2 separate regions of the Homo sapiens genome follow, and region 2 is linked to region 1. A link is a contact called in ENCODE Hi-C or POLR2A ChIA-PET data. All regions are on one chromosome and are shown on one strand. The core of a region is the stretch at or near the end of the contact, and the rest is flanking DNA. Distances in the headings are between cores, read along the strand shown. Region 1 holds the start of TMED1 (transmembrane p24 trafficking protein 1). Region 2 holds the start of MRPL4 (mitochondrial ribosomal protein L4).

Region 1 (3,380 bases), core at 853-3,352:
CTCAGCCTCCAGAGTAGCTGGGACTACAGGCACCCGCCACCACGCCTGGCTAATTTTTTGTATTTTTGGTAGAGACGGGGTTTCACTGTGTTAGCCAGGATAGTCTCGATCTCCTGACCTCATGATCCGCCTGCCTTGGCCTCCAAAAGTGTTGGGATTACAGGTGTAAGCCACCACACCCGGCCTTAAAATTGTTAATTTTATGCAATGTGAATTTTACTGTATTTAAAAAAATCAATTTTAGTAATCCCAACACTTTGGGAGGGTGAGGGAGCAGGCAGATGGCTTGAGCCCAGGAGTTTGAAACCAGCCTGGGCAACACAGGGAAACCTCATGTCTACAAAAAATTAGTTAGGCATGGAGGTGTACACCTGTAGTCCCAGCTACTCAGGAGGCTGAGGTGGGAGAATCACTTGAGCCCAGGAGGTAGAGATTGCAGTGAGCCATGATGGCGTCACTGCACCCCAGCCTGGGCAACAGAGCAAGACCCTGTCCTAAAAAAAATCCGGCCGGGTGCAGTGGCTCACGCCTACAATCCCAGCACTTTGGGAGGCCGAGGTGGATGGAACAGAAGGTCAGGATATCGAGACCATCCTGGCTAACATGGTGAAACCCCCTCTCTACTAAAAATACAAAAAATTAGCCAGGTGTGGTGGCACGTGCCTGTAGTCTCAGCTACTCGGAAGGCTGAGGCAGGAGGATCGCTGGAACCCCAGGAGACGGAGGTTGCAGTGAGTCGAGATCGCGCCACTGCACTCTAGCCTGGGCAACAGAGGGAGACTCTGTCTCAAAAAAAAAAAAAAAAAAAAAGGAAAAAAAAATTAAAAAAAAAAAGAAAAAAAAGAAAAGGAGTCACCCGTTCTCCACTGTTACTTCAAATTGTCCAAGCAGTGAGTGTAAATGATAGAAAAAGTTGGAGTGAAAAGGAATACCAAACTGATATTACAAAGAGCTACTTCCCCAAATTCTCCAAATGCAGGAAAGTGCTGACAACAGCCAGCTGTATTTGAGGGATCTTTGTCATCACCTGCCAACCTTTTCCGGGTTTATCTTTGAAGACTAAACATCTCCCTGTACACAGTTTATGTTTAGACGGGAACCAAATAACAGATTATTATTTACTGAGGGCCTGTGATGTCCCACGCACTGCGGAAGCAAGCACTCAACAAGCATTTCACGTATCCTAAAGACAGCCCAGTAGCGTAGGCCTATTATCCCCATTTTGCAGAAGAGGAAACTGAGGCTCAACAGAGGGAATGCCTCAAGTAATGGGTGGGGCAGGAGCTGAACCAGGCAACGTGGCTCCCAGTCCCACACTGTCCTTATCTCTTCCTACCTGGGCTGTCGTTTTTCTGACCCGAGGCTACTGTAATGGCTCTATTTACCTGCTGGCCCTTGAGTCTGAGACCCTTGGGGTGCATGGTGGGGCCACGCCCCTCCACTGTCTATAAGCCAGGAAAGCTGAGCACTCAATATGAACCAAGCCTCATCTCAATTCTCACAGCCGCACTACAGGGTGGTCGTTCCATCACTCCCGACTTACGAGGAAACTGATACGCTGATGCCTCTAAGGCGCAAAAGGCGTCGAACCTGGACCACGCTCACAGAGCAAGCAAAACACGACGCCACAGGTATCTCCGCCCCGCCCCAGCCCTTTTATAGGCGAGCCCTACGGGTCGCGTACAGGGCCACGCCTAGACGCTATTTTTGGGTCCACTCCACCACGTCGGTCCCGCCAAAGGTTGTCACGCGCGGCGCACTCTGGGAAAACCACGTGGAGGTGACTAAAAAGGACCCTGCCGCCTGTAACTTTAGTTGTCTTAGCTACTGCCTACAAAAGATGCGCCATCATGGCACTTATTTTTGTAATTTTCCTCCACCAGCGGCCGAGAAGAGAGCCGAAGCCTTTGAGAAAAATATTCCCAGACGGTTGAGTGTTTCTGGGCACATCAGGCATTCATTCGGGCCGCCTGCCCTCTAGTGGGGGGGTCCTTCACTCCTGGCACCTCTGGTTACGGACAACATACAGAAGCCACTGCCAATGAGCTCCGCCGAGTAGCACCGGGGCAGGGCTAGCGCTTAAAGGAGCCGCGACCCCTTTGCAGACCAGAGGGTGACCCGGATGATGGCGGCCGGCGCGGCCCTAGCCCTGGCCTTGTGGCTACTAATGCCACCAGTGGAGGTGGGAGGGGCGGGGCCCCCGCCAATCCAGGACGGTGAGTTCACGTTCCTGTTGCCGGCGGGGAGGAAGCAGTGTTTCTACCAGTCCGCGCCGGCCAACGCAAGCCTCGAGACCGAATACCAGGTAGAGGGTCGCGGGCTGGGCGGCCAGCAGAGTCAGGGAGAGGGGGCGTGGCCAAGCGGTCGAGGCGAGGCGCGCTTTAGGAGGAAGGGGGAGGAATCCGTGCTTGGGAGCGCGGGGGCGGAGCTAGAAAGAGATGGACAGATGGGGCGGGGACGGTGTGTGGGAGCGGAAGGGGAGGGAGTAATGAAGCAGGCGGGGCTAGAGTAAGAGATCCAGAGGGGGCGGGGCCATCGATAAGTATAGGGAGCCTCTGAGAGGACAGGACTCTGGCTGGTGGGCGTGGCGATAGTGCTGATAGGTCAACTGCGGGGGCGTTGCCCACACAGGCCTTTCTCGGGGGTTAGACTAAGGAAAAAGGCTGGGCCTATCCTCTTTCGGAGGCGGAGCCAACCAGGGGCGTGGTCAGGTAAACGTCCATTAAGTACTTTTGGTAGGTGCGTGGTCAGCTGAAAGTATGGACCCCAAGCTGTCATATCAATGAGGGTGGAGGCAAGGGGCGCAGCCACTGGGACAGGTTGGGGCGGGTGTGGGTGTGCCGCCGTTCAGGTAAGCCCTTGGTGGTCTGTATTGATCAGTGTTGGTTCAGCCGTAGCCCTCTTCGGCAGGCGCCCTTGGCCTACCGCTAGCCCTCCACCCGCTCTTACCTGCCCCCCAGGTGATCGGAGGTGCTGGACTGGACGTGGACTTCACGCTGGAGAGCCCTCAGGGCGTGCTGTTGGTCAGCGAGTCCCGCAAGGCTGATGGGGTACACACGTGAGTTCAGTCTTGATGCCTGCCTGGGTTCAGTTACAGCCCTGCCCTTCCCAGGCGGCCTCAGGTTACCGCCCTGACTGCCCCGCTGAGTCGGCTGGCTGGCCACCCTGGGTCATGTCTGTGTGTCTGTCTGCCCAGGGTGGAGCCAACGGAGGCCGGGGACTACAAGCTGTGCTTTGACAACTCCTTCAGCACCATCTCCGAGAAGCTGGTGTTCTTTGAACTGATCTTTGACAGCCTCCAGGATGACGAGGAGGTCGAAGGATGGGCAGAGGCTGTGGAGCCCGAGGAGATGCTGGATGTTAAAATGGAGGACATCAAG
Region 2 (3,470 bases), core at 959-3,458, 580 kb after region 1:
GTTCCCTCTGCCTGAAACACTCTTCTCCTGGATGGTTCTTTCTCAGCCTACAGGTAGCAGCTCCAATAACTGCTGAAAGGTACCTTCTAAAGAAAGAGCCACCCTGACCAGGTGCAGTGGCTCATGCCTGGAATCCTGGCACTTTGGGAGGCCAAGGCAGGTGGATCACTTGAGGCAAGGAGTAAGACCAGCCTGGGCAACATGGCAAAGTGATGTCTCTCCAAAATATACAAAGATTAGCTGGGCACGGTGGTACATGTCTGTCATTCTGGCTACTCGGGAGGCTGAGGCATGAGAATTAGTAGAACCCAGGAGGCGGAGGTTGAAGTGAGCTGAGAGCATGCCATTGCACTCCAGCCTGGGCGACAAGAGCGAAACTTCATCTCAGAAAAAAAAAGCCACCCCTTCTTCCTTGTTTTTCCTACCATTACTTTTTTCCTGCTATTACACTTCACTTATTGCCACCTTCTTCAGGGACTGGTTTTCCTCTCTAGTTCTATACCATTCCATACAGTCACATACTCAACATCTGAAACATGGCCAGTGCCCCATGCTACAATGTGATTTCGACATAGTTTTAAATACAGGTTAAATACATTATTGAAATCAATTTCACCTGTTTTTTTTTTTGAGATGGAGTCTGTCTCTGTCGCCCAGGCTGGAGTGCAGTAGTATAATCACGGCTCACTGCAACCTCCATCTCCCCAGGTGCAAGCGATTCTCATGCCTCAGCCTCCTGAGTAGCTGGGACTACAGGCTTGCACTAAGACGTCCGGCTAATTTTTGTATTTTTGGTAGAGACGGGGTTTCATCATGTTGGCCAGGCTGGTCTGCAACTCCTGGTTTCAAGTGATCCGCCCACCTCGGCCTCCCAATGTGCTGGGATTACAGATGTGAGCCACAGTAACTGGCCCCTACATTTTCTTTTCTTTCTTTTTTTTTTTTTTTTTTGAGACAGAGTGTTGCCCAGGATGGAGTGCAGTGGCGCGATCTCGGCTCACTGCAAGCTCCGCCTCCCGGGTTCACGCCATTCTCTTGCCTCAGCCTCCAGAGTACCTGGGACTACAGACGCCCGCCACCACGCCCGGCTAATTTTTTTTTGTATTTTTAGTAGAGACGGGGTTTCACCATGTTAGCCAGGATGGTCTCGATCTCCTGACCTCGTGATCCGCCCGCCTTGGCCTCCCAAAGTGCTGGGATTACAGGCGTGAGCCACTGCGCCCAGGGTGGCCCCTACATTTTCTTAGAGATGTTATGAACAGCAGGGTAACTAAAATGCAAACAGCCTCTTCCAGGCACCGAGGAATGGTTTAGTCTTTTTAGTGCTCTTATTTGCAAAAACCAGTTAACAAAGATTATCAACATTTCTATAGAACTTATTATGTGCCAGAATTAAGTCATTTATTCATCACAGCAACCTCCCGACCGCTGACAAAATAGGGACACTGAGGGACAAGAGGGGAAGGCAGGATTTGAACCTAATCAGTCGGGCTCCAGAATTCTGTCTCCCTAACCCTTAGATGATGTCACCTCTCAGGCTTCAATCTCACACAGCGCTACAGCAGGGGAAACTGTCATCATTCCCCTTTGACAGGTGGAGAAACGGAGGCTGTAGAAATACAGCACTTTCCCAAGGGTACAAGCCCAAAGTCATCGTGACTCCTGAAATCCCGCTCTTCATCCCTCTGCCACTCAGTTCACCATTACAGCCCTCGCTCACCTGGGCGCGGTGGCGAAAACATCGGGGTGCAGGTCGGCCAGGCCCACGCGCTCCTGCTCGAAGCCCCGCAAGGACTCGACCCAGGCCTGCACTGGGCGTCGATGAGTGGGTACCGGGAGCTCGACTTTGCGCAGCACGGGCTCCGGGAGACCTGGAGCGATTGCGGGGGTCAGAGGTTAGGGTCAAGGGTCAGACCTCTCTGTCGCCGCCCCTCCTGGAGCCACCCCGGTTGCCTTACCCTCGCTCGCCACCTGCTCCGGGTTCTCGGTCGCACGCGCTGCCTCTTCCGCCAGGGAACTCAGGCCCTGCAAGGGTTGGGCGAAAGTGAGAGACGACCCCTGGACACCCCCAAATTTCATCCTTCGACCACGCCTCCAGCCCCTGGCCTCACCTGGCTGCCGGTAGGCCGAAGCCAGGCCCGCGCCCCGGCCCGGACGAACTGCAGCATCGCCGCGCAGCCTCCCACGCCGCGGGAGGTCAAGGCCACTGGAGCCTCGCGAGGCGCCGCTGGATGACGTCACGCACGCGACGCCGCCCTACCCGCCGCGACTCCGCGCTGGAAAGCGGGGTGTGCAAAACCGAAGATGGAGGGGGTCCGACCCGGCGTGCCCAGACCTCCACCCCAGGACTAACCCCCAGACCCAATTTTCACTCCTGCCTCAAGGACCCTCCGTAACACTGGGGAACGCGACCTCACAGCAAGAAGACCCAGCTTCCGTAGGCCTAGCCTACTTTGGGTCCCGCCTCCGACGAGCCGGTGCAGGAATTCAGCCAATGAGACCTCTCTGGCCCAATTCAGCCAATGACTGTTAAGCCTGAAGGAGTGACCCCCGCCCATAAGTGGGCAGTTCTGGAGTGAGCAACTAAGGAATACAGCCAATAACGCTTAAACTTTTGCTGTTGGTCACGCCCACCGGGCCACGCCTTCATCCCGCCTCCAAGGCTGTCGGAGATGGTTTTTTCTTTATCCAGTTATGTGGTTTTGTTTTTTTATTTGTTTTTTTGTTTTTGTTTTTGTTTTTGTTTTTGTTTTTTTTGAGACGGAGTCTTGCTCTGTTGCCCAGGCTGGAGTGCAGTGGCGCGATCTCGGCTCACTGCAAGCTCCGCCTCCTGGGTTCACGCCATTCTCCTGCCTCAGCCTCCCGAGTAGCTGGGACTGCAGGCGCCCGCCACCACGCCTGGCTAATTTTTTGTATTTTTAGTAGAGACGGGTATCACCGCGTTAGCCAGGATGGTCTCGATCTCCTGACCTCGTGATCCTCCCGCCTCAGCCTTCCAAAGTGCTGGGATTACAGGCGTGAGCCACCGTGCCTGGCGTTTTTTCATTTGTTTAAAGGCAGGGCCTTATTGCCCTCAGAAAGCCTTCAGGATTGGGCCTGCCAGACCATGCCTCCCAGTTTAGATTCCCCAGGGCAGGGCCATGTCCCCCCGAAACCCCTCAGATTAGGTATTTGTGTCCCTTACCCCCTAGACCAGGGTCCTCTCCCCTACCCCCTTAAACCAGGTCCCGTCCCCTCTCAGACCTTCCAGGGCTCTCCAAGGACAGAACAAAGTGGGGAGTCCACAGATCCTGGAGTGCCTCCCTTGTCGCCCCCTAACAAATCCGAATGCTTATTTTTAGTTTCTTTGTTTTGGTTTTTAGAGACAAGGTCTTCCTCTGTCGCCCAGGCTGGAGTGCAATGGGCAAGATCATGGCTTACTGCAGCCTCGACCTCCAGAGCTCAAGGGATTCTCCTGCCTCTGTCTCCTG

The links. A loop is a pair of places that touch in the nucleus more often than their neighbours do. ChIA-PET counts read pairs that join two places held with the same protein, here RNA polymerase II (POLR2A). Pooled maps may share reads with other maps.
Region 2: a map of naive thymus-derived CD4-positive, alpha-beta T cell shows a loop between it and region 1 (20-fold over the local background). The contact joins the promoter of MRPL4 here to the promoter of TMED1 in region 1. A Hi-C loop is called at or near these places in 1 of 168 maps with a recorded cell type or tissue (naive thymus-derived CD4-positive, alpha-beta T cell), 1 of 37 single-sample maps with no recorded cell type and 7 of 50 pooled maps. POLR2A ChIA-PET finds 5 or more read pairs at or near these places in 1 of 52 experiments (AG04450).

Annotation. Positions count from the first base shown.
Region 1 is chr19:10,834,934-10,838,313 of GRCh38, reverse strand. It overlaps TMED1 (transmembrane p24 trafficking protein 1), which reads left to right and starts at 2,102. Exons shown (of 4, transcript NM_006858.4): 1 at 2,102-2,305; 2 at 2,961-3,058; 3 at 3,197-3,380. The coding sequence starts at 2,123. It also overlaps a transcript of C19orf38 not described here. RefSeq lists enhancers at 1,828-1,927, 1,693-2,329, 2,967-3,380.
Region 2 is chr19:10,250,952-10,254,421 of GRCh38, reverse strand. MRPL4 (mitochondrial ribosomal protein L4) reads right to left here and starts at 2,208. Exons shown (of 9, transcript NM_015956.3): 1 at 2,112-2,208; 2 at 1,959-2,025; 3 at 1,721-1,871. The coding sequence starts at 2,168. RefSeq lists enhancers at 1,706-2,279, 2,136-2,545, 2,676-2,825, 2,280-2,853.